4 separate regions of the Homo sapiens genome follow, and all the other regions are linked to region 1. The links are chromatin contacts, found by Hi-C or POLR2A ChIA-PET in ENCODE. All regions are on one chromosome and are shown on one strand. Each heading gives the region's core, a stretch centred on a gene start or an enhancer-like site at or near the end of the contact. The rest is flanking DNA. Distances are from core to core; before and after follow the strand shown. Region 1 has its middle 28 kb from the start of MPP7-DT. Region 2 has its middle 25 kb from the start of SVIL. Region 3 holds the start of ANKRD26 (ankyrin repeat domain containing 26). Region 4 holds the start of MASTL (microtubule associated serine/threonine kinase like).

Region 1 (2,897 bases), core at 185-2,684:
ACCCTATCTCAAAAAATGGGGGGCAAATAATAACTTACCTTACAGAGTTGTTTCAGAGTTAAATGTAGTAACATATTGGAGAGTAAGTGCTACAATTTAAGTGCTCAAAACCTGTTGATTTTATACACATGCACAATACTATGATAAAGTTTTCTAACTATACCTATTTCTAACAGGTTTATACTATTTATATTCTAATTCATGCCATTGCACTATTTAGATCACAAAATGTGTGTAAACTGCCAACTGTAAAATAATAACTTTAAAACTCCCATGCTTTGAAATTTTTAAATGATATCCTTTCAACTTTAAGTTACATCATAAGTAAGAGGGAAATATAGTTAGGACAGCCCTTAGAGAAATAGATGGGAAATGGAAATTCTGTACCCAAGATTAGCCGCAATTTATTAAACACACACACACACACACACACACACACACACGCATACATTTGACAAACTGGCAATGTACGTGTCTCAAACATTATCTAAGTTGCTTAAAACGTGGTGTTAATGAAATGAAGACTTGCAGCTTTTTGTAAGAAAAAAACTCAATTTCTTCTGGTGGCTGGGAAAGGAGCTCAAGAACTGTGGTTGAAGGAATAACCCACACCAGTACCACAGCTGAATAAACAAAGCAAATGCTTGTTCAATTACCAGTGAGTCAGTAGCTTTATATTCTCTTATAGAGGGCAGAAATACAATTTCTAAACATCTGCAACCTGGAATTAGTGCCTGTGACTTCAGCAATACCAAGGAGATGAATTGTAGGAATACAAATTGTTCTCATTTCTATATAAAGATAATATCTTTTAAGGCCAGGCAAGATGGTTCATGCTTGTAATTCCCGCACTTTGGGAGGCTGAGGTGGCTGAAACACTTGAGGCCAGGAGTTCAAGACCAGCCTGGCCAATATGGTGAAATCTCATCTTTACTAAAAATACAAAAATTAGCTGGGCATGGTGGTGTGCACCTGTAATCCCAGCTACTCAGGAAACTGAAGCACAAGAATCGCTTGAACCCTGGAGGTGGAGCTTGCAGTGAGCCGAGATTATGCCACTGCACTCCAGCCTGGGTGACAGCGAGACTCTGTCTCAAATAATAATAATAATACTAATAATTTTTAAAAACCCTACAAACTGAAAATTGCTTTTTAAAAATATCCTCTTTAGCTTGTATTATAACTCTCATCACAGGCTGACTGGGTAAATTATGAGCGAGACCAACAATTAGGGTTAAATATTGTACTATTATATTGCATATGTGGTTTCTTGCCTTATAATTCATATCATAATTCATACTTATAATTACTTAAAATAGTTTCCAAGACCTTCTCCTGCATTTGACATTAGAAACTTACCCTTGTAACTTCCCTGAGGCTCCTCCCCTCAGTGAGGTTAGTGTAGAAAGGAAGAGAAGAAGGAAGTTAATTGAAGGCAGGACCCACTCAATGAGTAGCCACTGAGATGGGAAGCCAGAGAAAGTCTAAATGGACTCTGAAGACATTTCCCTTTTTTCATTAATTCATCAAATATTTGTTGAGCACCTGCTAGATGCTAGATCCCAAGCTAGGTAAACAGTGAACAAAGTAGATATGACTCTGCCCTCATTTAATTTATATTCTAGTGGGGTAGATGGTAAATAAACAAGTATGACACACATAATTTCAAATTGTCCTCAGTGCAACAAAATGAATACGGTACTGTGTTAAAGAATAACAAGATGGATCAGGACAGGTGCTGTGGCTAACACCTGTAATACTGGCATTTTGGGAGGCTGAGGCAGGAGGATTAATTGAGCCTAGGAGTTTGAGACTAGTCTGGGCAACATGGGGAGACCCTCAACTCTACGAAAAACAATTCTAAAAAATTAACCAGGCATAGTGGTGTGCACTTGTAGTCCCAGCTACTTGGGAGGCTGAGGTGAGAGAATCATTTGAGCCCAGAAGCTCAATTTTACAGTGAGTTATAATTGCACCACAGCACTCCAGCCTGGGTGACAGAGCAAGATCCCATCTTAAAAAACCAAAACCAAAAAACAAAAAAAGCAACCCCATATTTTATCCTCTGATCCCCCAATAATTCAATAAGACTGTGGCTTTCTTCCTGAGTTCTAGCCACCCCATATTGCATAGGCCAGAGAGTGCTCTTAGAGGAAAAGCCACATAAGTGAAGCTTTTACCCAGTCTCTTCCTGCTTTTTTTAAAAAAGTCTAAAAATTAATAAAAAATCTTTTCTGTTTAAAGATGAGATCTTGCTAAGTTGGGCAGGTCAGAGCACAGTAGCTATTCACAGGTGTGATCACAGTGTACTATTTGAGCCTATTTTAGACATTTTGGAATTTCTTCTCTTCCCAACTCCTGGGCTCAAGCCATCCTTCTCCTTCAGCCTCCCAAGCAGCTGGGATTACAGGTGTGTGCCATTGCACAGTTCAGTTTTGACCTGATTTTAGTCACCCTCCAGTGCCTTCAAATCATTTTCAAAAACTATTTCAGCATTTATAGTTGTCGTTGAAAGGAAGCTCAGCTGATATAAGGTACTCCACTATTACCAACATGAAAACTCTGCAAGTAGTATTCTTGTTAGTGAGTATGGCAGGTGTGTTTGGTAGATGCTATGTGGTACCTGTTGGGAAGCTATTAACAGCACCTCACCGAATTGTCTCATTTATCCTTATTTTACCTCAAAGCAGGAAGAAAAGGAGAAGTATCACTCTTTTTGCTGCACAAATGTGAAAACTCACAATAAAGAGAAGGGAGAAAGGTATTTATCATTAGAGCATTTTAGTCAGGAGCTGGGATTAGACCCCAAGCCTTTATATTTATATTGTTCTTGTTGGACAAGGTTAAAATCTATAAAGCTGTTAAAGCTAATCAGATTTATATAAATGTGCATATCC
Region 2 (2,897 bases), core at 296-2,795, 1.3 Mb before region 1:
CTCTCTAGTGACTGAGGTTTTCCCTTTGTCTTTAAGCAAACCAGATTTCTAGGACTCAAGTGTTTCAGGCACAGGCTTTTTTTTTTTTTTCTTGTGAGACGGTGTCTTGCTCTGTCGCCAAGCTAGAGTGCAGTGGCGCAATCTCGGCTCACTGCAACCTCCGACTCCCTGGTTCAAGCGATTCTCCTGCCTCAGCCTTCCGAATAGCTGGGACTACAGGCATGTGCCACCACACCTGGCTAATTTTTGTATTTTTAGTAGAGACGGGGTTTCACCATGTTGGCCAGGATGGTCTTGATCTCTTGACCTCATGATCCTCCCATCTCAGCCTCGCAGAGTGCTGGGATTACAGGCGTGAGGCACCACACCCGGCCCAGGCACAGGCTTTTTAAACTCCTTCTTTGTCCCTGAGCTCATGATTTCACTGCAGATTTTCTTCTATCTGGACTCACAGTTGTAGAGCCCCAAGGCGATTGCTGTGCACACTATGAGTTTGAGAGCCCATGCTCCAGAGGTCAGGAGGGGAATGAGCCAGGGGAAGACGTGAGCGTCTGGGCAGAGATTAGCACTCTCTTTAAGAAGAGGGAGGGATGAGAATGTTTCTATTCTGCCCTTTCTTCTTGGCTTCTTGTGATTCTCTTGGCCCGTTCCCCCCACCAGAATTTTGCTCTGTGGCCTAGGCTGGAGTGCAGTGGTGAGACCATGGCTCACTGCAGCCTCCACCTCCCAGGCTCAAGCGATCCTCCCACCTCAGCCTCCCTAGTAGCTGGGAGGTGTGCAACACCATGCCTGGCTAATTTTTTATATTTTTTGTAAACACAGGGTCTTGCTATGTTGCCCAGGCTGGTCTCAAATTCCTGGGCTCAATTGATCCTCTCACTTTGGCCTCCTAAAGTGCTGGAACAATAGGTATGAGCCACCCCACCCTGCCTTTTTAATTTTTTTTTTGAGTCAAGCAAGGTGTTGCTTTGTTGCCCGAGCTGGAGCGCAGTGGTACAATCGTAGCTCACTGTAACCTGCAACTCCTGGGCCCAAACAATCTTTCTTCCTCAGCCTGTTGGGTAGCTGGGACCATAGGCAGGCCCAGCTAATTTTTAATTTTTTTGTAGAGACAAGGTCTCACTGTATTGCCCAGCTTAGTCTTGAACTCCTGGCCTCAAGCCATCCTCCTGCCTCAGCCTCCCAAAGTGCTGGGATTACAGACATGAGCCACTGTGCCCAGCCCCTGTTTTCTTTTTGAGTAGTTTTCTTTTTCTTTCTTTTGTGGCTGGTTCAATAAGAGGGTCTCCTTTTCCTAAGCAGGCAAAGGATTTTTTAAACCAGTTTGGAGCCCTAAGGAGGAGTCCCAGGGGAAAAAGAGAGGCTTACATTGATCTAGCCCAGTTCTCAAGGCATCAAAGCTTTTTAGTAATAAAGAGATTTGTGGAGGAAAGGGAAAATGATTTTTTTTATTGTTGGAACAAAAAACGGTCTGCTTAAACCCAATAATTTGTCTGTGTTTACCGCAACCATCTCTGTGGCTTACAAGAATGAGTTCATGACTGTCTGAATTCCACCAGGCAGTGGTGACAATAATTTATTTTTTAACCTTGTGGGAACTTCACATGGGCTGACTCCCCTTTGACCCCGCACCCATCACAAGATGATTTTTTCCTAGAAGTTGCCTCTGGGGCTGGGCTTCTGGAGATGAACCCCATTCTCTCTATGCTGGATAAACCAGGCTTCTGACATCCTTCCTGTGGAATATTTATAAAAATGAGCGCCAAGGAATTCAGCTGTGGTTTCTTGCAATGCCTGGTGTGGTGCCAGCTGTTGCCCAGTTCAGAGCCCTCTGTGCTTGAGTGAATTCTTTTCTGACTTTTTCCGGCGGTAAGAATACAAGGAAGTGCTGAGTAGACAACAGAGAGGAGATGAGAAGATGGAACTCAATAGCCTAAGACAAAAGACTTCCCAAAGCCACGCTTGTTAACCACTAACCAGCTGATAAACGAGGGGCTTTCCTCTGTAGTCTGGGATTGCAGGGCTGGAGCCTTCTGTGTTGGGGACCTCTCCCAGGCTGAGTCATTAAGAACCACACAGAGTGTCAACCCTCGAGTCTAAAGAATGACTCTGTAACCTTGTGAGTCATCTTTCATACAAATTGCACCTCGTCAGGCAAACCACAAGGGGAAATGCATGTTTGCCTTAATTCTACTCTGGTACATTCTAGCATAGGTGGGGTTTCCCCTCACTCTTTGAGGAAAATAAATGCAGAGATTGTCTCTGCCTGGAATGCTTGACATAGACCAAGTCATAGCCAAATCACTCACCCTGATGCCTTCGGTGAGTTATTCCAGTCTCCTAACTCTCCACCCAGCATGTCTTTTTCTGTGGAATTGGGTCTTTGTTAGTTCCATCCAACTTCGTGATGAATTTCAACCCATTTCTTATTTTCTCAGTTGTCCCTTTGTGGCAAGGCTGCTGTTCCCAAGCCTCCATATTTGTTCTTTTGTTTTTAATTTTTTTAAAGACAGGGTCTTCCTTGTTGCCCAGGCTGAAGTACAGTGATCCAAACATGGCTCACTGCAGCCTTAACCTCCTGGACTCAAGTGATCCTCCTGCCTTGGCCTCCCATGTAGCTGGGAGCACAGGAGCACACCTCCACGCTCAGCTAATTTGTTCAATTTTTTGTATAGACAGGGTTTCACTTTGTTGCAGACTGGTCTTGAACTCCTGGCCTCAAGCAGTCCTCCCACTTCAACCTTCCAAAGTGCCAGGATTACAGGTGGGAGCCACCATGCCTGGCCATCCCTATATTTGGATCTGATTTTAAATTTGAATTTAGAAAGTACTCATATTTACCAAAAATGATTCTTGCTTATAGACCAAATAATACAATTTTAGTCCTCCCAGAAAAA
Region 3 (2,897 bases), core at 148-2,647, 1.2 Mb after region 1:
GGCATGCACCACCACACCCAGCTAATTTTTGTATTTTTAGTAGAGACGGGGTTTCACCACGTTGGCCTGGTCTCGAACTCCTGACCTCAGGTAATCCACCCACCTCGGCCTCCTAAAGTGCTGGGACTTGACTAGCTTCATAGATCACCTTGGGGAGTGTTGAGGAGACAACATAACTTTCTAGCTGGGGTAGTGTAGGAGGAAAATTCTTGGTGACGATAGTGGAAACCACTCTCCCACATCAAAACCATTTGATCTAGCTAAGCTGGAGAGGCCTGAGAAGTGTTGTTTTGTTTTTGCTCATTTCTCACTTGGCAATAAAGACGCCTGTTCTGGGGCCAGCCACCTCCTCCACAAGGGACCCTAGAGCTGTCCAGAGCTATGGAGGTGCATTCCAGCAGCAATTTCTGCTGAGACTCCACTTGACGTCTGCGTTGCTAATTCCAATTTGTTGTCAAATTATTCAATCTAGGCTGGGCGTGGTGGTTCACACCTGTAATCCCAGCACTTTGGGAGGCTGAGATGGGAGCATCATTTGAGCCCTGGAGTCGGAGACCAGCCTGGGCAACATGGTGAGACCCTGTCTCTACAAAAAATGCAAAAATAGCCGGGCGTGGTGGCTTGCGTCTGTAGTCTCAGCTACTCACTCAGGAGGCTGAGGTGGGAGTATCGTTGAGCCCAGGAGGTGGAGACTGCAGTGAGCCGTGATTGCACCACTGCACTACAGTCTGGGCGACAAAGCGAGACTCTGTTGGGGAAAAAAAAAAAAAAAAGAAGAAAGAGATGTAACCTTGGAAAATCAAAAGCAAAAAATAAAACATAAGGCTGGGCCAAAGGCAGAGGGGTGGGGGAAGGAGGCATGCAGAAATGCGTTCTCATTTCTTCTGGAGAATGTGCATTGGTTTCTCCTCGTAAGTTTGCACTTGACACATATTGCCACGATCTCCGAAATCCTGTGCCCTCTGCACTTGACACATATGCCACGATCTCCGAAATCCTGTGCCCTCTGTTGTTGCATCTGTTAAGTTCTCATGGAGACCAGATGGCACCCAAAGGGACATGGAAGGGGAATAAACTGAGAGATAGGGAGATTCAGAGAGTTTCTTAGGGGAGTTTTCTCGGAGAAGAGGCTTTCAGCATCTTAAAACTCCACGCTACTCCAGTCCCAGTCATGCGTAAAGGCTGCTTCCCCACAGGCGCGAGGCTTCTTTTCGCAAACGTCCTGAACACTCAGCCAGACTCCCACCGACATTTGTTTGACAGGAACGCAGGGCTCGTCCCAGTCGCCGAGATTTGCGAGGTCTGGGCCTTGCACATGCGCATGGAGCACACTTGACCACTGGGCCTTCGTGCGCACGCGCGTGGACCTTGCCATCTGAGGTGCGCATGCGCACTTGTGTCTAGCGGGATCGCTTGCTTGGTAACCCGGAGGGAGAGATTGGAAACCGCGGAGTTTCCTTTGGGAGGCTGCGGCCAGCCGGGGCTGACTTGTTATGTTGGGCTCCGGAGGCCGTTAAGAGCCGAGAGAGACATGAGGTGTCTCTGAAGCCCGGTCGCCTGGGCCATGAAGAAGATTTTTAGTAAGAAGGGCGAGTCGCCCTTGGGCTCCTTCGCGCGGCGGCAGAGGAGCAGCGCGGGAGGCGGGGGCGAGCCGGGGGAGGGCGCCTACTCGCAGCCCGGCTACCACGTCCGAGACCGAGATCTCGGCAAGATCCACAAAGCTGCCAGCGCGGGTAATGTGGCGAAAGTGCAGCAGATCCTTTTGCTCAGGAAGAATGGCTTGAACGATAGAGACAAGATGAACAGGTAATAGGCGTCGCAAGCCCGGACTGAGTGCCACTGGAGTAGGCGGGCAGGAAGAGGGGCCCCTTTTGTGGGAGCCACCCAGGGCCTGGATCAGCCTCCCGCGGGCTCCGTAGCCCCTGGGACGGTGACACCTTGCAGGGCTCCAGCGCCCAGGCCGCCTTTCTGAGCAGAAAAACAAAAACAGAACTCTAGCTGGTTTCCGATCCCCCCGAAATCCCTTAGAGAGCACTTAAGTGACAATTTTAAAGTGAATTAACGAACAAAAGCACGTACAGCGTTTTATTTTTAATGTACACATTTAAGATACAATGTCATACACTTATGGAAAGGTGCATAATGAGATAAGCAGTTTCCATAATATAGCAACTTCTGGGTTAAAAATTATTTCTATAAAATCTGTTATTCGTCAGGCGCGGTGGCTCGCGCCTGTAATCACAGCACTTCGGGAGGCTGAGGCGGGAGGATTGCTTGAGGCCAGGAGTTCAAGGCCAGCCTGGGCATTATAGCGAGACCCCCCCCCCCAACTCTAATAGTCTCAGCTACTTGGAAGGCTGAGGCAGGAGCATCACTTGAGCCCAGGAGTTCTAGGCTGCAGTGAGGTATGTCAGTGACAACAGAGCAAGACCCTATCTTTCAAAAAGAAAAAGAAATAAAATGCCTTTAGGAAATAGATATACAAGTAATTTGTTTTTCTCAGCATTGCTTAAGCAGTGTATTAAGGAGAACCCATAGAATGGATTTTGTGAATAAATGTCAGTGCATGATAATATGTGACCATTGAAAGTGGCAGTAGAGGCCAGGCGTGGTGGCTCGCGCCTGTAAACCCAGCATTTTAGGAGACCAAGGCAAGCGGATATCCTGAGGTCAGAAGTTCGAGACCAGCTTGGCCAACATGGTGAAACCCCGTCTCTACTAAAAATACAAAAATTAGCTAGGCATGGTGGTGGGAGCCTGTAATCTCAGCTACTCCGAAGACTGAGGCAGGAGAATCGCTTGAACCTGGGAGGCAGAGGTTGCAGTGAGCCAAGATCGTGCCATTGCACTCCAGCCTGGGCAACAAGAGCAAAACTCTGTCTCAAAAAAAAGAAAGA
Region 4 (2,897 bases), core at 277-2,776, 1.2 Mb after region 1:
GAGATCACGTCACTGTGAAACTCTATCTCAAAAAAAAAAAAAAAAAAATTCATAGCAGGGCAGGGCGCGGTGGCTCACACCTGTAATCCCAGCACTCTGGGAGGCCGATGTGGGCGGGTCACCTGAGGTCAGGAGCTCCAGACCAGCCTGGCCAACATAACCAAAACAACCTGGCTAAATTCAATCTCGGCTAAAAAAAAAACTACACAAATCAGCCAGGCATGGTGGCGCGCGCCTGTAATCCCAGCTACTCGGGAGGCTGAGACAGGAGAATCGCTTGAACCCAGGAGGCAGAGGCTGCAGGGAGCCGAGACTGCACCACAGCACTCCAGCCTGGGCGACAGAGAAAGACTGTCTTAAAAAAAAATTATTAAAGACTTCTCAGAAAATAGTAATCTTTCTTCTGGTTAAGAATAAAACTTAAAAAGTTATCAGTGCCTACAGATTAATCACTCTTCTGTGGTAGAAAAATTTCGACGATTCTGCACGTCAAAGCAAACAAGGTAAACAAAACCACTAATTACTAAAAACCTTTTGGATTTAGAAACCTAACTCGCCGGGCGCGGTGGCTCACGCCAGTAATCCCAGCACTTTGGGAGGCCGAGGCGGGCGGAATACGAGGTCAGGGAATCGAGACCATCCTGGCTAACACGGTGAAACCCCGTCTCTACTAAAGAAACCCCGTCTCTACTAAAAATACAAAAAATCAGCCGGGCGTGGTGACGGGCGCTTGTAGTCCCAGCTCGTCGGGAGGCCGAGGCAGGGGAATGGCGTGAACCCGGGGGGCGGAGCTTGCAGTGAGTCGAGATTGCGCCACTGCACTCCAGCCTGGGAAACAGAGCAAGACTCCGCCTCAAAAAAAAATAAAAAAGAAACCTAACTCAAGCCAGGGTGAGACTACGAATCACGGCTTTGGCTTTAAGTGCCTGTTGTACTAAGACCGATGTAATCACCTCGGTCAAGTCCCTTTGCCTTTGGCCTCAGTTTCCTCATTTGCTAACGCTGGGCAGGGAGAAGAGAGTCAAACTTTGCTGTTCTCACTGGGCATCTGAGATATGGAGGGAAGGGCGGAACAGAGGCGAGACACCCGACCCGACCGCTGATGTCGCCCCAAAAAGAAGTCAGCTCGCAGGGCTCTGGAGGCTTCAGCAAGCCAGGCCACCCAGACTCCTCGCTCCAGCAACCCCGGGGCCTGCCCAAGCCGGTGGGGCAGGAAGGAGGGCCGAAGGGCCTAACCCCTTCCTTGCTACTCGTTGACTTCCTACCTTTACTGCATACAATTTGCCGCCTTTCTGCCCCAGATACACTTTCCCGAAGGCGCCCCGGCTAATGGGCTTCACTATGCTGAATTCCTCAATGGAGGGCGGTTTTGGCACTGCGATCCTATTCACGCCCTCCTCAGTCGCCGCGCCTCCTCCAGGCTCCTTCTTGCTTCCCGCGGTGGGATCCATCGCTGGACAGCATACAGCGGCCCCGCAGACACTGCCCCTCCGCGAGCAGCCACTCCCGCCAACTGGGTTCAAAGTGAGGCTCCGCCCACGCCGCGCGCGGCCGTGACGTCACCCCGCCGCCGCGCCCCGCCCTCGTCACCTCCCCTACGCAGACGCGGACGGAGGGGGCGTCGGGAAAGCCCCGACTTCGCAGCCTTACACTCTTCGTGGGCGGCGACCGCGGCCCCACTGACATCATTCCTCATGAGGGAGGAGGCACAAACAGTTCTGGGCCGACCAGAAAAAGGACGACTGGGACTTGACTCTGAATCGCAGGATTTGAAGAGATTTCTCCTGGCTTCCCAACGAGGCTGGTGGGAAGCGGTCCTCCTCCCATACACGACCTCCCACCCTCGCGAGGCGTAGAAACCAGTTCTGACTGTACAGTAAAGCGAGGGCCAGGGCTGAGGTCTGGAAGCTAATGAAAGCACAGAAAGTGTCGAAACTGGATGAGCAGGAAGCGAGTGGCCTCCCCTGTCATCTGACGTTTTCCCAGGATGTAATTTGCCTGACTGAAACAGATCAGGACCAACAGGGAGAGTTTTCGATTTAGTGTGAGGAAAAGAGCACTAAATTGTAGCAAAAGACCTTATTGCTCAAGGCCCAGTCAGAAGATTTCATAAGGAAGCTGTAGAAAGTCTTAAGAGGAAATCAGCCGGGCGTGGTGGCGGGCACCTGTAATCCCAGCTACTCGGGAGGCTGAGGCAGGAGAATCGCTTGAACCCGGGGAGCAGAGGTTGCAGTGAGCCGAGATCGCGCCACTGTACGCCAGCCTGGGCGAAAGAACGAAACTCCGTCTCCAAAAAAAAAAAAAACGAAGAAAAAGTCCAAAGAGGGTAAAGGCTGTTCTCCCCTTAAAAAACAGCTAAAGACCTTTGGGGGCGCTGCTCCTTGTAAATGTCAACTACTTCCGCGGGAAAGAACGCGCAGGCACTTGGCCTTGTGGGCGCTCACTTGCCCCGGAAGTACTGTTGAGTTAGCGCCTCGCCTTCCGGGGCGGATTGTCTGTCGTTGCAGTAGCTGTAGGAAGGGGAGGCCATTTTCCGTTTCTGGGAGGAGTGAGGGGCAACGGGTCGGAGAAAAAGGAAAAAAGAAGGGCTCAGCGCCTCCCCGCCGGGCCGTGGACAGAGGGGCACAGTTTCGGCAGGCGGGTGAGGTCGCTGAGGGCCCGCCGGAGATGTTTTCCTTGTCGAGCACGGTGCAACCCCAGGTAAGCCAGGCATTCAGCCCATTTTTTTTCCTCCCGCCCTGCCCGTGGCTGTTTGCAAATTGCGCTCGTGGAAGCGATTTCTCAGAAGGGACTCTAGAAATGAAGTGATGTACTCAATGCGAATCCCAGGATTGAGGAGTGGATCAGGGGACGACGCTGAGAGTGGGCCGGAGACTTCAGTGCTGACGATGAAGCTG

The links. Hi-C counts contacts between places; a loop is a spot of excess contacts on that map. ChIA-PET counts read pairs that join two places held with the same protein, here RNA polymerase II (POLR2A). Pooled maps may share reads with other maps.
Region 2: a map of CD4-positive, alpha-beta memory T cell shows a loop between it and region 1 (12-fold over the local background). The contact joins two enhancer-like sites. A Hi-C loop is called at or near these places in 1 of 168 maps with a recorded cell type or tissue (CD4-positive, alpha-beta memory T cell), 1 of 37 single-sample maps with no recorded cell type and 7 of 50 pooled maps.
Region 3: a loop to region 1 is called in a map of CD8-positive, alpha-beta T cell, with 5 times the contacts of the local background. The contact joins the promoter of ANKRD26 here to the enhancer-like site in region 1. A Hi-C loop is called at or near these places in 4 of 168 maps with a recorded cell type or tissue (CD8-positive, alpha-beta T cell and naive thymus-derived CD4-positive, alpha-beta T cell) and 9 of 50 pooled maps.
Region 4: a loop to region 1 is called in a map of naive thymus-derived CD4-positive, alpha-beta T cell, with 25 times the contacts of the local background. The contact joins the promoter of MASTL here to the enhancer-like site in region 1. A Hi-C loop is called at or near these places in 3 of 168 maps with a recorded cell type or tissue (CD4-positive, alpha-beta memory T cell, CD8-positive, alpha-beta T cell and naive thymus-derived CD4-positive, alpha-beta T cell) and 12 of 50 pooled maps. POLR2A ChIA-PET finds 5 or more read pairs at or near these places in 7 of 52 experiments (CD4-positive, alpha-beta T cell, CD4-positive, alpha-beta memory T cell, CD8-positive, alpha-beta memory T cell and 4 more).

Annotation. Positions count from the first base shown.
Region 1 is chr10:28,329,793-28,332,689 of GRCh38, reverse strand. It overlaps a transcript of MPP7 not described here. Among named protein-coding and RNA genes, the nearest start is that of MPP7-DT, 28 kb to the right of the region's middle. Within about 2 kb of position 1,434, at least 5 of the 41 ENCODE cell types and tissues checked have a DNase peak (open chromatin) inside an H3K27ac peak, as active enhancers do; they include CD4-positive, alpha-beta T cell and CD8-positive, alpha-beta T cell, where a contact is called at or near this core.
Region 2 is chr10:29,658,364-29,661,260 of GRCh38, reverse strand. It overlaps a transcript of SVIL not described here. Among named protein-coding and RNA genes, the nearest start is that of SVIL, 25 kb to the right of the region's middle. RefSeq lists an enhancer at 1,526-2,725. Within about 2 kb of position 1,545, at least 25 of the 41 ENCODE cell types and tissues checked have a DNase peak (open chromatin) inside an H3K27ac peak, as active enhancers do.
Region 3 is chr10:27,098,994-27,101,890 of GRCh38, reverse strand. ANKRD26 (ankyrin repeat domain containing 26) reads left to right here and starts at 1,397. Exons shown (of 34, transcript NM_014915.3): 1 at 1,397-1,806. The coding sequence starts at 1,565. RefSeq lists a silencer at 1,551-1,730 and an enhancer at 1,901-1,960.
Region 4 is chr10:27,153,981-27,156,877 of GRCh38, reverse strand. It overlaps MASTL (microtubule associated serine/threonine kinase like), which reads right to left and starts at 1,526. Exons shown (of 12, transcript NM_001172303.3): 1 at 1,266-1,526. The coding sequence starts at 1,451. It overlaps YME1L1 (YME1 like 1 ATPase), which reads left to right and starts at 2,494. Exons shown (of 19, transcript NM_014263.4): 1 at 2,494-2,700. The coding sequence starts at 2,668. RefSeq lists enhancers at 835-1,084, 1,705-1,764 and silencers at 1,439-1,637, 1,435-1,644.